Linked DNA regions of Homo sapiens: region 1 is linked to region 2. Evidence: chromatin contacts called from ENCODE Hi-C or POLR2A ChIA-PET data. All regions are on one chromosome and are shown on one strand. Each heading gives the region's core, a stretch centred on a gene start or an enhancer-like site at or near the end of the contact. The rest is flanking DNA. Distances are from core to core; before and after follow the strand shown.

Region 1 (7,041 bases), core at 64-2,563, 56 kb before region 2:
TAGGTCACAAATTAAGTCAAAATGAGGCATATACATACAACGGAATATTATTCAGCCTAACAAAGGAAGGCAATTTGCACATATGCTACAAAACGGATGAACTGTGAGATGAAATAAGCCAGTAACAAAAAGACAAATACTTTATGATTCCACTCATATGAGGTACTTATAATAGTCAAAATCATAGAGACAGAAAGTAGAGTGGGGCTTGCCAGGGCTGGGAGGAGGGGAGAATGGAGAATTGTTTACTGGGTCAGAGTTTGAGTTTAACATGTTGAAGAGTTCTAGAGATGGATGGCAGTGATGGTTGCATAACATTAGGGATGTATTTAATACCACTGAACTATATACTTAAAATGGTTAAGACGGTAAATATTGTGTGTATTTTACCACAATAAAAAAAAAACAGGATAAAAAACAATTCAACAGTACAGTACAAAGGACCCCATGTGCTGATTACCAGCCCCCACAATCACAACCCGTGGTCAGTTCTGCCCCCCTCGACCTGTATTATTTTGATGCAGATTGTGTGTGTGTGTGTGTGTGTGTGTGTGTGTAACATATTTCATGAAAACGCAGATTCCATTCAGTGATATAAAACAGCACATCATAAGCTTTTTTGCACGTAACTTGTTGTTAGTTCTTTTTTTTTTTTTTTTAATTTAAGGCCGAGTGCGGTGGCTCATGCCTGTAATCCCAGCACTTTGGGAGGCCGAGGCAGGCAGATCACGAGATCAGGAGATCAAGACCATCCTGGCCAACGCAGTGAAACCCCGTCTCTACCAAAAATACAAAAAATTAGCCAGGCGTGGTGGCGGGTGCCTATAGTCCCACCTACTGGGGAAGCTGAGGCAGGAGAATTGCTTGAACCTGGGAGGCAGAGATTACACTGACCTGAGATTGCACCACTGCACTCCAGCCTGGGCAACAGAGCAAGACTCCGTCTCAAAAAAAAAAAGAAAGAAAGAAAAAATGGTGGAAAGGGTGGAGAAATTCCTTTTAATGGGTACAAACCACACAATGCAGGTGACCATTACTCTAAAAGCCCAGGCTTCATCACTATGCAATATATCTGTGTAACAAAACTGTACTTGTGCCTGCTAAATCTGTGAAATTAAAAAAAAAAAAAAACCATGAATCTGATTTGCCTTTAGTCACCAGATGACTGCAGATAGGCACACAGAGGTGTGAGACAGCACTTTCCATTTGCCCTTCATCTCTTGTTCCTCTGCCATTCCCCATGAAGCCGTGCTGGGGCTGACCTGCTGGAGGATGAGACCTGTGAAGCTGAGTCAGCTGCCCTGGTCATCCCAGCCAAGGCCATGTCCTCTCTGCTCAGCCAACAACTGTCCAACAAACATGTGAATGAGCCCTGCTGAAATCAGAACTGACCGGCCCACCTGAGCCTAAATTCCTGACAAACAGATGTGTGAACTAAGTAAATACTTAAAAAAATGAGATGCTGATGGTCCCTGAATTTCTCAAGAGGCAAAGAATGGTCCCACCTCGCAACTTATAAATGTTCAGAAGTTAGACGGCCACAAAGAAGTAGCACCTCATATACATTCTCTTGCTATCTACAATAAGGTGAAGGAAGGCATTTATCTTCTCTGCAACCAGAAAACCTATAACCCAAATGCCCAGGAACACAAGAACACTGTTCACCATTCTGCTGTGCTTATTAGCAGAAGATATATCAGCTCACAAAATCCCCTTTGAAACAGAAACTAAAATAATGCTCAATGATCATTCTACTCCCACGGGGGAGGAGGGAGAGGAGCATAAATCAGGACAAGAGCTGGGTTTAGAACTTGGATCACGTGTGGCTTTTCTCCATGATCACAAACCCCAGCTTCCTATAATTAATAATTGGATGTATTAAGTGTTTTATGGAGCAGTCCAGCCAGAGAGCAACTATAAAATGGAAACATGGACCAGCTTGGTAAAGGGAAAGATGAAATTGTAGAATTAATTTGTTTGTTCGTTCATTGAGTATTTCATAACAATAAACTTATTGTATTTATAAAGGGAAAAACCTCTGGGTGTAATTTGGCTGCCTGGTTGTTTATATCCTACAGTGCAGTTTCAGTATGTTTCATGTTAGTGTGCCTGTTTTAAAATGTTTTACTTCATTATCGTAAGACGTTTTTAATGCAATGAAACTTCAAGCCAGAAAAATCTTAGAAAATTAACGAAATAGGGAGTAGAGAGAAATGGAGATAGCATTAAACTAAATACAAAGAAAAAATTGAAACAAATTTTTTTATTTGACAAAAATTAGCCGGGTGTGGTGGCAGGCACCTGTAATCCCAGCTACTCAGGAAGCTGAGGCGAGAGAATCGCTTGAACCTGGGAGGTGGAGGCAGTGAGCTGAGATCGTGCCACTGTACATCACCAGCCTGGGCGACAGAGTGAGACTCCTTCTCCAAAAAAAAAAAAAAGAGTCTCTTCATTAAAATAAACCTAATACTTCACTTGTTTAGTAAAGCAATGCAAATTAATACCTGATGATAAAGTCAGAAGATGTATATATGTTTGTGTTCCTGCTTTCTTTCATTTCACAGTCTAATTCTCCCAGACTAGGATTTTTGCTAGCTATTTGTTCTATCACCCAGAATTTTGAGAAGGCTTAAAAGCATATTATTGATTTGTGCATTTGGTGCAAAATTCAACAGGTATAAGGGGGTATCTCTCCCTGAACCTGATCCTCAGCCTTCAGTTTCCTCCCTTGGAATAATCACTGTATACTTCTCTTGTGTGTCTTTCTAAAAATATGTTCTGTTTATTTAAATATATGTGTGTATGTGTATTTACACAAGTGATGGCATACCACATACATTGTTAAACAGTTTCCTCGTGTCCTTTAGCAATAAAATCTGACGAGCAGTTCTTAACACATGGAGCGGCACACTATAAGTGACCAGTCCCTGCCCATGGCCATCTGGATGGTTTTCATGTTGCTGTGTAAAGGAGGCTTCAAAGTGTCTTCTGTAGGTGTCAGCTTGACTGGAAAATAAAAAGTGTCTTCTGTACTCATCACTCATGCTTGTGAGAATCTACAGGATAGATTCTGTGTGTGAATCTATCCTATTCTAATCCTTTTCGGCATTTCCTCAGCTACCCTTACTCGTTCATTTTTCCAAATGAACTTTAATATCAGTTTTTCTGGTACAACTTTTTTCCATTCCAGTTGGTTAATTTTTGGATTGCAATAAATTTATGATTTAACTTTTAATTTTACCCTTTGTGAACTTGACCATAGTAAGCTGTTCCCATACTCAAATATTTCCTGTCCTGTAATTGCATTTTAAGTTTTCCTTTATGTAGAACTTGCGTCCTTCTTACGAAGTTTATTCCTAAGCAGTTTATCGTTTTTGTTGCTGCAATAAATGGACGTATTTCTTCCTTGATGTCCTCCACCTAAGATTGTCTGTATGGAAAGATTGTATATTTCTGTGTATTACATTTAATCCTGCCACTGTAATCTCTTCTAATTTGTAATTTTTTTCATGTAATTATTTTGGGTTTCTAGGTAAATAAACATGTCACCTACAAATAATTGTCATTTTACCTATTGAAAGTTCTTTATTCTAATTTTCCCCTTGAACTGAAATATCTTAATTACTTTATAATAGTGTATTTAAGCATACTCCTGGGCAGACAGGGTCAGGGCCCTCTGCGATTGTAGGTGACTGTGTCTCCTGTGTGGCCAGCAAGAACCCTCTAATGCCTTCACTTAATTCTACTTTTGCTTTAATTTTAGTTCTGTTGGCTGTTCTTTTATTTGCTGATAGAAATTACAGTAATTCAATCCTCATATTTGTTTAGTGTTAAAGAACAGTGGGTGAGAAGTAGTCATGGTTTCGGTGATTTAAACTTTCACTTTTTAGGTTTCTTTACAAATTCTGTTTAACATTCAGAGAAAGCAAAATAAGTCACAGCAGTTTAAAATTATCCAGTTTAAAAGGTATGGAGTATTATTTTAATATTGAGTCTATTTTACTCTGGTCTTATTATCTGAAAACTGATAATCTTGTGGGGAACCGAATTAATTCTTTTCTTTCTTCTATAACTTAATTCAGTGGTGACTCCAGTATCACAATGCTGTTAAGTCTCATTAGTATAAACACTAGCTGTGAACTCCCATTCACAATTGCTACAATGAGAATAAAATACCTGGGAATACAAGTTGTGAAGGACCTCTTCAAGAAGAACTACAAACCACTGCTCAAGGAAATAAGAGAGGACACAAACAAATGGAAAAACATTCCATGCTTATGGATAGGAAGAATCAATATCATGAAAATGGCCATACTGCCCAAAGTAATTTATGGATTCAATGCTATTCCCATTAAGCTACCATTGACTTTCTTCACAGAATTAGATAAAACTACTTTAAATTTCATATGGAACCAGAAAAGAGCCCATATATCCAAGACAATCCTAAGCAGAAAGAACTAAGCTGGAGGCATCACGCTACCTGACTTCAAACTATACTGCAAGGCTACAGTAACTGAAACAGCATGGTACTGTTACCAAAACAGATATAAGGTCTGATGGAACAGAGCAGAGACCTCAGAAATAACACCACACATCTACAACCATTTGATCTTCAACAAACCTGACAAAACAACAATGGGAAAGGATTCCCTATTTAATAAATGGTGCTGGGAAACTGGCTAACTGTATGCAAAAAACAGAAACTGGACCCCTTCCTTACACCTTATACAAAAATTAACTCAAGATGGATTAATTAAGACTTAAACGTAAAACCCAAAACCATAAAAACCCTAGAAGAAAACCTGGGCAATACCATTCACGACATATACATGGGCAAAGACTTCATGACTAAAACATCAACAGCAATTGCAACAAAAGCCAAAATTGACAAATGGGATCTAGTCAAACAAAAGAGCTTCTGCACAATGCAAGAAATTATCATCAGAGTGAGTAGGCAACCTACAGAATGGGAGAAAATTTTTGCAAACTACCCATCTAACAAAGGTCTAATATCCAGAATTTACAAGGAACTTAAACAAATTTATGAGAAAAAATCAAACAACCCCATCAAAAAGTGGGCAAAGGATATGAACAGACACTTCTCTAAAGAAGACATTTCTGCGGACAACAAACATATGAAAAAAGCTTATCATCACTGGTCATTAGAGAAATGCAAATAAAAACCACAGTGAGATACCATCTCACGCCAGTTAGAATGGTGATCATTAAAAAGTCAGGAAACAACAGATGCTGAAGAGGCTGTGGAGAAATAGGAATGTTTTTACACTGTTGGTGGGAGCGTGAATTAGTTCAACCGTTGTGGAAGACAGTGTGGCAATTCCTCAAGGATCAAGAACCAGAAATACCATTTGACCCAGCAATCCCATTACTGGGTTTACACCCAAAGAATTATAAATCATTCTACCATAAAGACACATGCACACATATGTTTATTGCAGCACTATTTACAGTAGCAAAGACTTAGAACCAACCCAAATGTCCATCAATGATAGACTGGACAAAGAAAATGTGGCACATATGGACCATGGAATACTATGCACCCATAAACATGAGTGAGTTCATGTCCTTTGCAGGGACCATGCATGAAGCTGGAAGCCATTATTCTTAGCAAACTAACACGGGAACAGAAAACCAAACATGGCATGTTCTCACTCATAGGTGGGAGTTGAACAATGAGAACACATGGACACAGGGAGGGGAACATCATACAGTAGCACCTGTTGCGGGGGTGGGGTCAAGGGAGGGAGAGCATTAGGACAAATACCTAATGCATGTGGGGCTTAAAACCTAGATAATGAATTGATTGGTGCAGCAAACCACCATGGCACATGTATACCTGTGTAAAAACCTGCACGTTCTGCACATGTATCCCAGAACTTAAAGTAAAAAACAAACAAACAAACAAAACACCAGCTGTTTTACTGGTGAGTGGATGTGCAAGTTAATTAAGATTCCTGGTTGCAAGAATATTAATAATCTAGGTTTTATTGTTGTTAAATTTAACATAACATGAGGAAAATTAAGGCAATAAATTATAGATTTGATCTTAGCTTAGAAACCAATTCGTTATGTGACCTTTGGTAAGCCATTTAACCTCTCTACTTAGATATTTTCAACTTATGAATGTGACTGTTATTAAACATTCAATATTAAAGTAAATGTTAATTAATATTCAATATTCAACCCCTTATGTTTGTAATCATACTCTCAGTCACTATTATAAGTCCTCACTAAACAGCCCATGGTGTTGATAGTGTTACTCAGTGTGGTTATTCTGATCCTCACGTGACATTTTAGATGTTGAAATTGAATAGGTGTTCATGACTTCTTCCTTAGCTCTTCAGCAGATTGAGGGAGTGGCTGGGATTAAAACCCACAGTCATATGTTTTTAATCACCTGCTGTCTTTAGCTCACCGTAAGTTCATCAGACTGTCTCCCACAGCTTATTGTCTACCACTTTCTCAGGAAGTTGGTAAAGATTAACTCTTACTTCTTGCTAAAGTCATTACAAATTGGAAATGTTGAATAATACAAATACAAGTTGACCTCCTGGAGATAAGACACTGGCATTGTAAAACACAGTGATGATATTGTAAAATATTTTAACTAAGGAAAATAACCCCACTTGAAATAATGGTCAAAGGGGCACCCACCTAATTTTCTTTAAATTCTATATACCAAGCCTTTTCCTTTCTTCTAATCTAGGACACCAGAATTTGTCTTTTGTTCTAACCATACTTTGTTATGATGTCCTATTTTTATATTTCTAAGGCTAAAAGAATGTTCATTGTAGAAAGAATCAATGGGAGGAAAAGACACATGAGAGAAGTCAGTCGTATCATGATGAATCTGCCAATTTACTGAGTTTTTGTTCATCTGCAGCTGACGTAGTTTAAGTGATAATGTATGACCAACATTTTTTACCCTAACAGCCATCAGATAGATAGAAGCAAAATATTCACTAAAATTTTAGAACAGGGGTCCCCAACCTACAGGCCATGGACAGGTACTGGCCCAAG
Region 2 (6,680 bases), core at 3,272-5,771:
GGCCACACCCTGCCCCCAAAGTGTGACTTCTGCCTGTCACCTTCTAAACAGGAATGTACAGGCAGTGTGAGAAATAACCCACTATTGAAGGATTGGAGGAAAAAAATGCCCCTGGTGTGGTAGGCTCTAGGATCAGCACCCCAGCTCCACCCTGGGCTGCTGAATCACTTTTGTCAAGTTACATTGTGTCTCTGAGACTGCTGTGTTATCTGTCAGAGAGGGCTAATAGCACCATCCTTCATGAAGTCACTTGGAGTGAATAAAGCAGATGATTAAGAGGGGCCCAGCACAGGCTTGTTCCCTGGCCTCTGGCAGGGATCATTCCATTTGATCCCAGACTTGTCATTCTGATTGTACACTCCTGGATGACAGGCACGGTGCTGTGCCCTGGGCTGGCTGTGTGTCCACATGAGCCTGGGAACCTTGGAGACACACTGGACCTCAAGAGTTTTTTCAGTCAGGGGTCTCTCTGTTCAAGTTGACCCCTGTGGACCCTCTGCTCAAATGGTGTGCCCAGGGGTCGGGAATGGGGCACATTCCCAGAGAAAAGGGAGGCACAATCCATGAGGCATTCATTCATAGCATGGACAGAGTTGGGGGAGCTCCAGGCTTTCCTTCATCCAAGAAGGATCCACTCTTTTGCCCCTTCCCAAGAGTTATTCCTGCCCCGTTGGTTGTCAGCAAACAGCTATTGAGCACCTCTGTGTACCAGGTGCTGTGCCGGGGGGTGGAGGTTACAAAAACAAATAGAATATGGTGTCTGCCCTCCCAGAGGTAGGTCGTGCTCAGATTTTAAGGCTGATAGCTTATATTCGTTCCCCTGCCCCTCCCGTTGTGGGAGTTGAGAGAGCAGCACGCAGACCTGCTCAGGCTTTTGGACTGGTTGCACTGCCCTCCACCGTAGGCCTGGGTGCCCATATAGCTGAAGCCAGGGCTAACTTCCACATCCATTAGCTCCTCACAACCAGTGCTACATCTACTGTTGGAATTAAAGTACAATTAAACCACGTCCTCAGGCACTGTAATGGCTTATTTTGTGTCCTACTCACAGATGTATAAGGGAGTAGGGCCTTTCAGTTTTGTGCATGCCCAACCCAGCAGGACTTGTTGCTCAGTATCTGCACGTGGAGAGCAGGGTAGGAAGTGACCGGGCAGGAGGATGCCTAAAAAGAAGAAACTTCAAAATAAGAGCCACTCCAGTCTCCTGGTCAGGTTGATGCTGGTGTTCCTTCAGTTATGGTGTCTCCTCTGCCAGTAAAGGTCTAAAAATACATGCTGGGTGATTGGGGTGTAGTATCGATCAAAATAAGTTAATTAATGATGTCTCAAGCTGTGTGAAGCAGATAATAAACTAAAAGATTGCTCTCTAGCCATCAAAAAATAAGCTGCATGGAGGTCTTGTATTGGATGACTAACCTATCAAAAGTTACTATGGATTTTCCTGCACTTTTGTGAAGATGACCCCAGGACTATCTGCTGCTCGTGTATGAAATTGAGGAGTGGGTGAGATTTCATGTTACAAACAACTCCCAGCCTTTTCAGCAATGAGTATATTTGACAAGTAAGACACCACAGGATAAAAACTCACTGTTTTCACTGGTGCAGAATAAGTCAGCATTTGCCACTGCCTTATCTATCCCTGCAGTACAATTCCTCTGAAGGCGCCACAGTCCCATTATGTGTTAAGCACCCCTGCTACACCGCACCATGTGTCAGGTTCACGCTCTGCCATGCAGCTCTGGGGATGAATGGGAAATGGCTGCCCTTGACTTCTTACTCTGTTCATGAGGGCTGAAAAAATAAATGGACAATTTCCATAAAGGGTAGCCAGTGGCAGGGTACCCAGGGGCAGCCTTGGGGAGGCAGGACTTACCTCCTCCTGGGCTGAGGGATGCCACAGAGGGTGATGAGGCCTGAGGGTGGCAAGGAGTCTGTGCCCCAGCCCAAGTGCTCTGGACAGGGCCTGTGCACCTGGAACCCCAAACCTCTGGGTCTAGAGAACCCTAAAGATAGACTTCTGGGATTGGGGATCCCTTGAAAAAGTGCTTGTTGGAATAGTATCAACAGCAGGAACTCAAACCCTGCCCTCAGGAATGAAAGCTGGAGGCTGAGCTCCTTCCTAGAGTCGTGACTGCCTCCTGCTCTAGGACGTGTCTTATCTGCCACTTCCCTGCATATTAAGTGACTTATTCCCTCAGGATGCTACTGTGTTTGCCAATCAGCCCCTTGCAAGAGCCTGCATTGGGGCAGCAAGGCACAGGGAGCCTGATGCTCCAGGCCAGTCAGCCTGGGTGGGAGAAGCGCAGAGGACAGGGGAGGCCATGGCAGCCCCTTGGGGAGGGAGGGAGCTGACTCAGTTCCTGGATGGAACCAAGGAAGGAGACAGAGATGTGCAGAGGTGAGTGGAAGACTCTGGGGCCTAGTTTGGGTAGCCACTGAGGAAACCATGAGGAGACGGAGGCCTGCCTGGAGGAACAGCCGCAGCTTGCAGGGAGGAGCTGGGCACCACAGGGCACATGCCCGCCTGGGAGGAGGGGCCTCTCAGTCCTCAGAGATGCCACTGTGTGGAGCAGGCAGTGGGGCTGAGGCTGGCCTGAGTGCAGAGGGACCACTTCTCCCTGGATGAGGGAGCAGGACTGAGGTGGGAAGGTTACCCATTGAGAGCTGTTGTAAAGCCTGACAGCCGGAGCCCCAAGGATCTGGCTGTCCCCTGGAGGTTGGAGAGGAATGCCTGAAAGATGCCCTCCGGAGTCCAGAGACTCCTAAACTCGGTTCCCTCAGTCCTCCCTGCCAGGACACAAGACCTGGTAAGGAAACAGCAGCTGGGTTGCCGCACACTCCTTTAGCATTGAGTGATTTGGGGTTGGGCAGCGACACTTTTAGAGAAAGTGGCTCTAACTCTGAACAGTTCCTAACCTAGTTTTGAAAGTCATTCTTTGCTTTTGTAGTAAATGAAAAATATCCCTGCCTTCTGGCCTGCGTGCGTTCATTCAGCCTTCATTCATCCACTCAACAGGTATTTGTTGAGCATCAGTTATAAGCCAGACAAACACATGGCTCAGAGTCTCAGGGCAAATGAACCATGGAACCAACACAAGCACCCAAGTCATCCCCCAGACAGACTCTTCCGCTCCTCTAGACTGTCCATGACCTCCTGTCTTCACGCCTTCTGTTATTGGATTTCTGGGGCAGGGTGTAATCCAGGCTACTCAAGCCCTGTTATCATTACTCCACAAGAGTCATGTTAATTGGATCCAGCCACCCAGCCTCTTCCTGCACCCAGGGTGGGTCTGGAGAGAGGCCATGGGCTCAGCACTCTTCTGGACACACACCATCCCAGCAGAAGCAGAATGCTGGCTACTTACAGAGTTTGAAAGTTTCTACTGGCCGTATTTAACGTAATCAGAAGAAACAAGTAAAATTAGTTTTGACGACATATTCTATTTCACCCAATAGATCCAAAACATCATTTCAACATGTAAATCAAGATTCAAAAAATTATTAAGGAGATATTTTACATTCTGCTTTTTCTACTAAGTGATCAAAATCCAGGAGGTACTATAGCACATCTCAGTTTGCACGCTTCACATTTCAGGTGCTCTGTAGTGTGGCTAGTGGCTACTGTTATTGGATAGTACACAGGTGTGGGGCATCCAAGGCTCTTCATTCAACTTCTAACCCTCTCGATAGCCCACTAAGCAGTGGACAATCTCTGACTCTTGTGTGCTTCATCTCCCATATTTATATAAAATTGGTTAAGAGACTGCTTGTGATGAGGGAAGACCAATAGCTAAAATTAGAAAACTGCAGATATTCGTTTATGAATTCTGGATAATAAGGGTATGAGAAACAGAAGACAGTGCAGCAGACAGGCCATGCCCATGTCTGAGGAGCAATATGACTTGGCATCTAAGAAACAGCATGTGCTGAGTGCCTGCTGTCAGAGAGAGGAGCGTTCCTGAGGAGCTCCTGTTCCCATACGGAAATAGACAGTTGTCCTGCACATCATGGTGAAGCCTCTCTTGTTCTGCTTTTTACTTTTGTTTTGTGGATAAAGAAATGGAAATGAAGGGGAATGAGTAGACTCAGAAGCATCAAAATCAAGAGAAGAAAGTGCAGCTGAGAAATGATAGCTTCAAGCACGTTCAGTACGCAGGGCATGAGAACAGGTGATCGTGGGAAGAAAACAACGTTCCCAGCTGAAAAGCCATCTCTGAACATTTCCTTGCTTCTCCAGCAGAAGTCACTATGGAAGCACAGGTCCTGGGTGGAGTAACTTCTCAGTCAGTGCCAGATAAATTGATGGGACTTGGTCGGTGACTGTCACAGATTACACAGTGGGTGAGAGCAATCACATAATTGGATTTGGGGACCGACTGCATTTTTTTTATTTCCTCCTTTTTGCAGCAGAGAACACAGTAGAACTGCTACCCCTTTCATTGAAGAGAAGGTTACTTGTGAAATGGGTCTCCGTTTTTAGTGGGATTAAAAATAACTCAAGGCCCAGTCATGCAGACTGTGGTTTACCATTTATGACTCACTTGCTTCAGTTTTGTTTTGTGAGGCTTTTGTGAAGAAACAGACATATTTTTAAAGAACATTTCCATAAAGGATTTTCCTTCTCATTTGTCAGGGTAGAGCAGAGGTGGGAAGGATGGGTGAGAGGGCAGAGAAGAAATCAGGGACCTACCATTATGTTATTTTCAGACAAAATTAAATCCTTTAGTTTCTAAAAAATATTCTTCCTCTTTTTAAAAAAAAAAAACAAAACAATAGAGACAGGGTTTCTCTGTCACCCAAACTGGGATGCAGTGGTGCGATCATAACTCATTGCAGCTTTGACCTCCTGAACTCAAGTGATCCTCCTGCCTCAGCCTCCCAAGTAGCCAAGACTACAGGTGCATGTCACCATGCCCAGCTAATTTTTTCTTTTTTGTAGAGACAGGGTCTCACCGTGTTGTCAAGTCTGGTCTTGAACTCCTGGCCTCAAGCAATCCTCCCAACTTGGCCTCCCAAAGTGCTGAAATTACAAGTGTGAGCCACTGCACCTGGCTGAATACTTTTCTTTTTAATCTGTGGAATGGGAAGCAGACGGTGCTCTGCCTCGTGTCGCAAGTCTGTTTGGTCGTTTCACTGGAAAGGCAGCCCTAGGTCACACGCTGTCCACAACTGGCAGGTCTGGCTGTCTCAGGCACTCTGGAAAAATTGGCCTTCCCCTGGCTGTGGCGTTCTGACTTTTAAAGGCAGATAGACTTACCAGTGGACTTGCATCTCATCAGGGAATCAACCAGGTTCCAGTGTGTTTATTGCCTCTATAGGAAGGGCAAGCAATGACTTTTCTTTGGAGATGGGTTACTCCTCTCTGAGTGCTGCTAGACTCAAGATCCATGGCCAAGTCTTCCAGTGCTGTGGTCCAGGGCCTCTTCAGACCCTGCAGCTGGACACAGAGCTGAACATATCTGAACATATTGGCCTTGGAAACTTGAGGGTACAGTATATCTGTAAGCACCTTGAATGAAATCTTTAAGCTCTTCATCATATATTTTTTTAAAGGCCATAAAATCCAAAAGAAACACCCATAGCAAGGAAAATGGTAGCAAAACAATTCTTTCAACCAAATCCCCCAATGACAAACCACTGACATTACAAGTTTTATGTATTCTGTTTTCTAGAAGGAGAAGGCATCCTACACGTAAGGACATCTTTATTTATTGTCACATTGGTGTTAGAGGCAAAGGCAGTATTACATATACATTTCATTTTCTGGTGCAGAGAACATTTTGATTAATTAAAATGTTAAAACCTCCAGTAGGAGGGCTGCTTTTGCAGGCTGAATTTCCTTGGCTGACTTTTAGGGGAGCTGGATAGGAGTCATGACGGCAATGAGGTCGTGCAACTGGGAAGCATCTCATGTCCCTCAGCTGTGTTAGGTGGAAACAGGGCTGTGATGCCAGCTCTGGTGGATGAAGTACACAAGTGACCCTTCTGCCCTGTCATTGTGGCAAACATCCTTATCAAATCTGGAAGGCTCCATTTACCCAAAATGCCCAAGATAGAAGAATCTGATCCGTCTGATTTGATGAGAATGGTTTCTGGAAACGGTCTATGCCTTCATCATCAGCTTATGTTCTTTAATTTATTAACAACTTTTTAGTGAGTATCTGATGTGACATAAATCGTGCTGGGCTTTGTAAAAAAAAGTTAAAATCAGTATATTCGCATATTACAAAAATTTATGCAAATTTTAAGTGGATATTTTCAAAAGTGTAATTTTATGCACAGAATTTAAAATAATGCAAATCACCCTAACTTTTAAAAGCCTGTCAACAGTCACATAATTTCTAAGCTGGCAGGCCAAGAGCATTTTAGCATCTGACACGGTTGCCACACATCGGCAACAGGCTGCCTGGGAAGCAGATGTCCACCCTGCAGTGGCAGATCTCACTTCCTTCCACTAGGACTTCTGCAAATGATTTCAGTGGCCACTGCACTGTCATTCCAGGACCACTCAGGTGTGAAATCTGAACACAGCCCTCAAGACCCTGAATCTCAGTCCGGATTTCACATTTTGTGAGTTTCAGACACATTAGCCACACTGGCTTTGGAAGTGGTGTATGTCCCCACATTCACTATCATTACAACTTAAAATACCTTTATAACTTGTAACAGTAACATAATAT

The links. A loop is a pair of places that touch in the nucleus more often than their neighbours do. ChIA-PET counts read pairs that join two places held with the same protein, here RNA polymerase II (POLR2A). Pooled maps may share reads with other maps.
Region 1: a map of psoas muscle shows a loop between it and region 2 (4-fold over the local background). The contact joins two enhancer-like sites. A Hi-C loop is called at or near these places in 3 of 168 maps with a recorded cell type or tissue (aorta, endothelial cell of hepatic sinusoid and psoas muscle), 1 of 37 single-sample maps with no recorded cell type and 3 of 50 pooled maps. POLR2A ChIA-PET finds 5 or more read pairs at or near these places in 1 of 52 experiments (AG04450).

What each region holds. Positions count from the first base shown.
Region 1 is chr18:6,025,902-6,032,942 of GRCh38, reverse strand. All of the region lies in intron 16 of L3MBTL4 (L3MBTL histone methyl-lysine binding protein 4), which reads left to right. Among named protein-coding and RNA genes, the nearest start is that of TMEM200C, 130 kb to the right of the region's middle. Within about 2 kb of position 1,313, at least 2 of the 41 ENCODE cell types and tissues checked have a DNase peak (open chromatin) inside an H3K27ac peak, as active enhancers do.
Region 2 is chr18:5,973,057-5,979,736 of GRCh38, reverse strand. All of the region lies in intron 16 of L3MBTL4 (L3MBTL histone methyl-lysine binding protein 4), which reads left to right. All of the region lies in intron 1 of LOC121725015 (a long non-coding RNA gene), which reads right to left. Among named protein-coding and RNA genes, the nearest start is that of TMEM200C, 81 kb to the right of the region's middle. Within about 2 kb of position 4,521, at least 2 of the 41 ENCODE cell types and tissues checked have a DNase peak (open chromatin) inside an H3K27ac peak, as active enhancers do.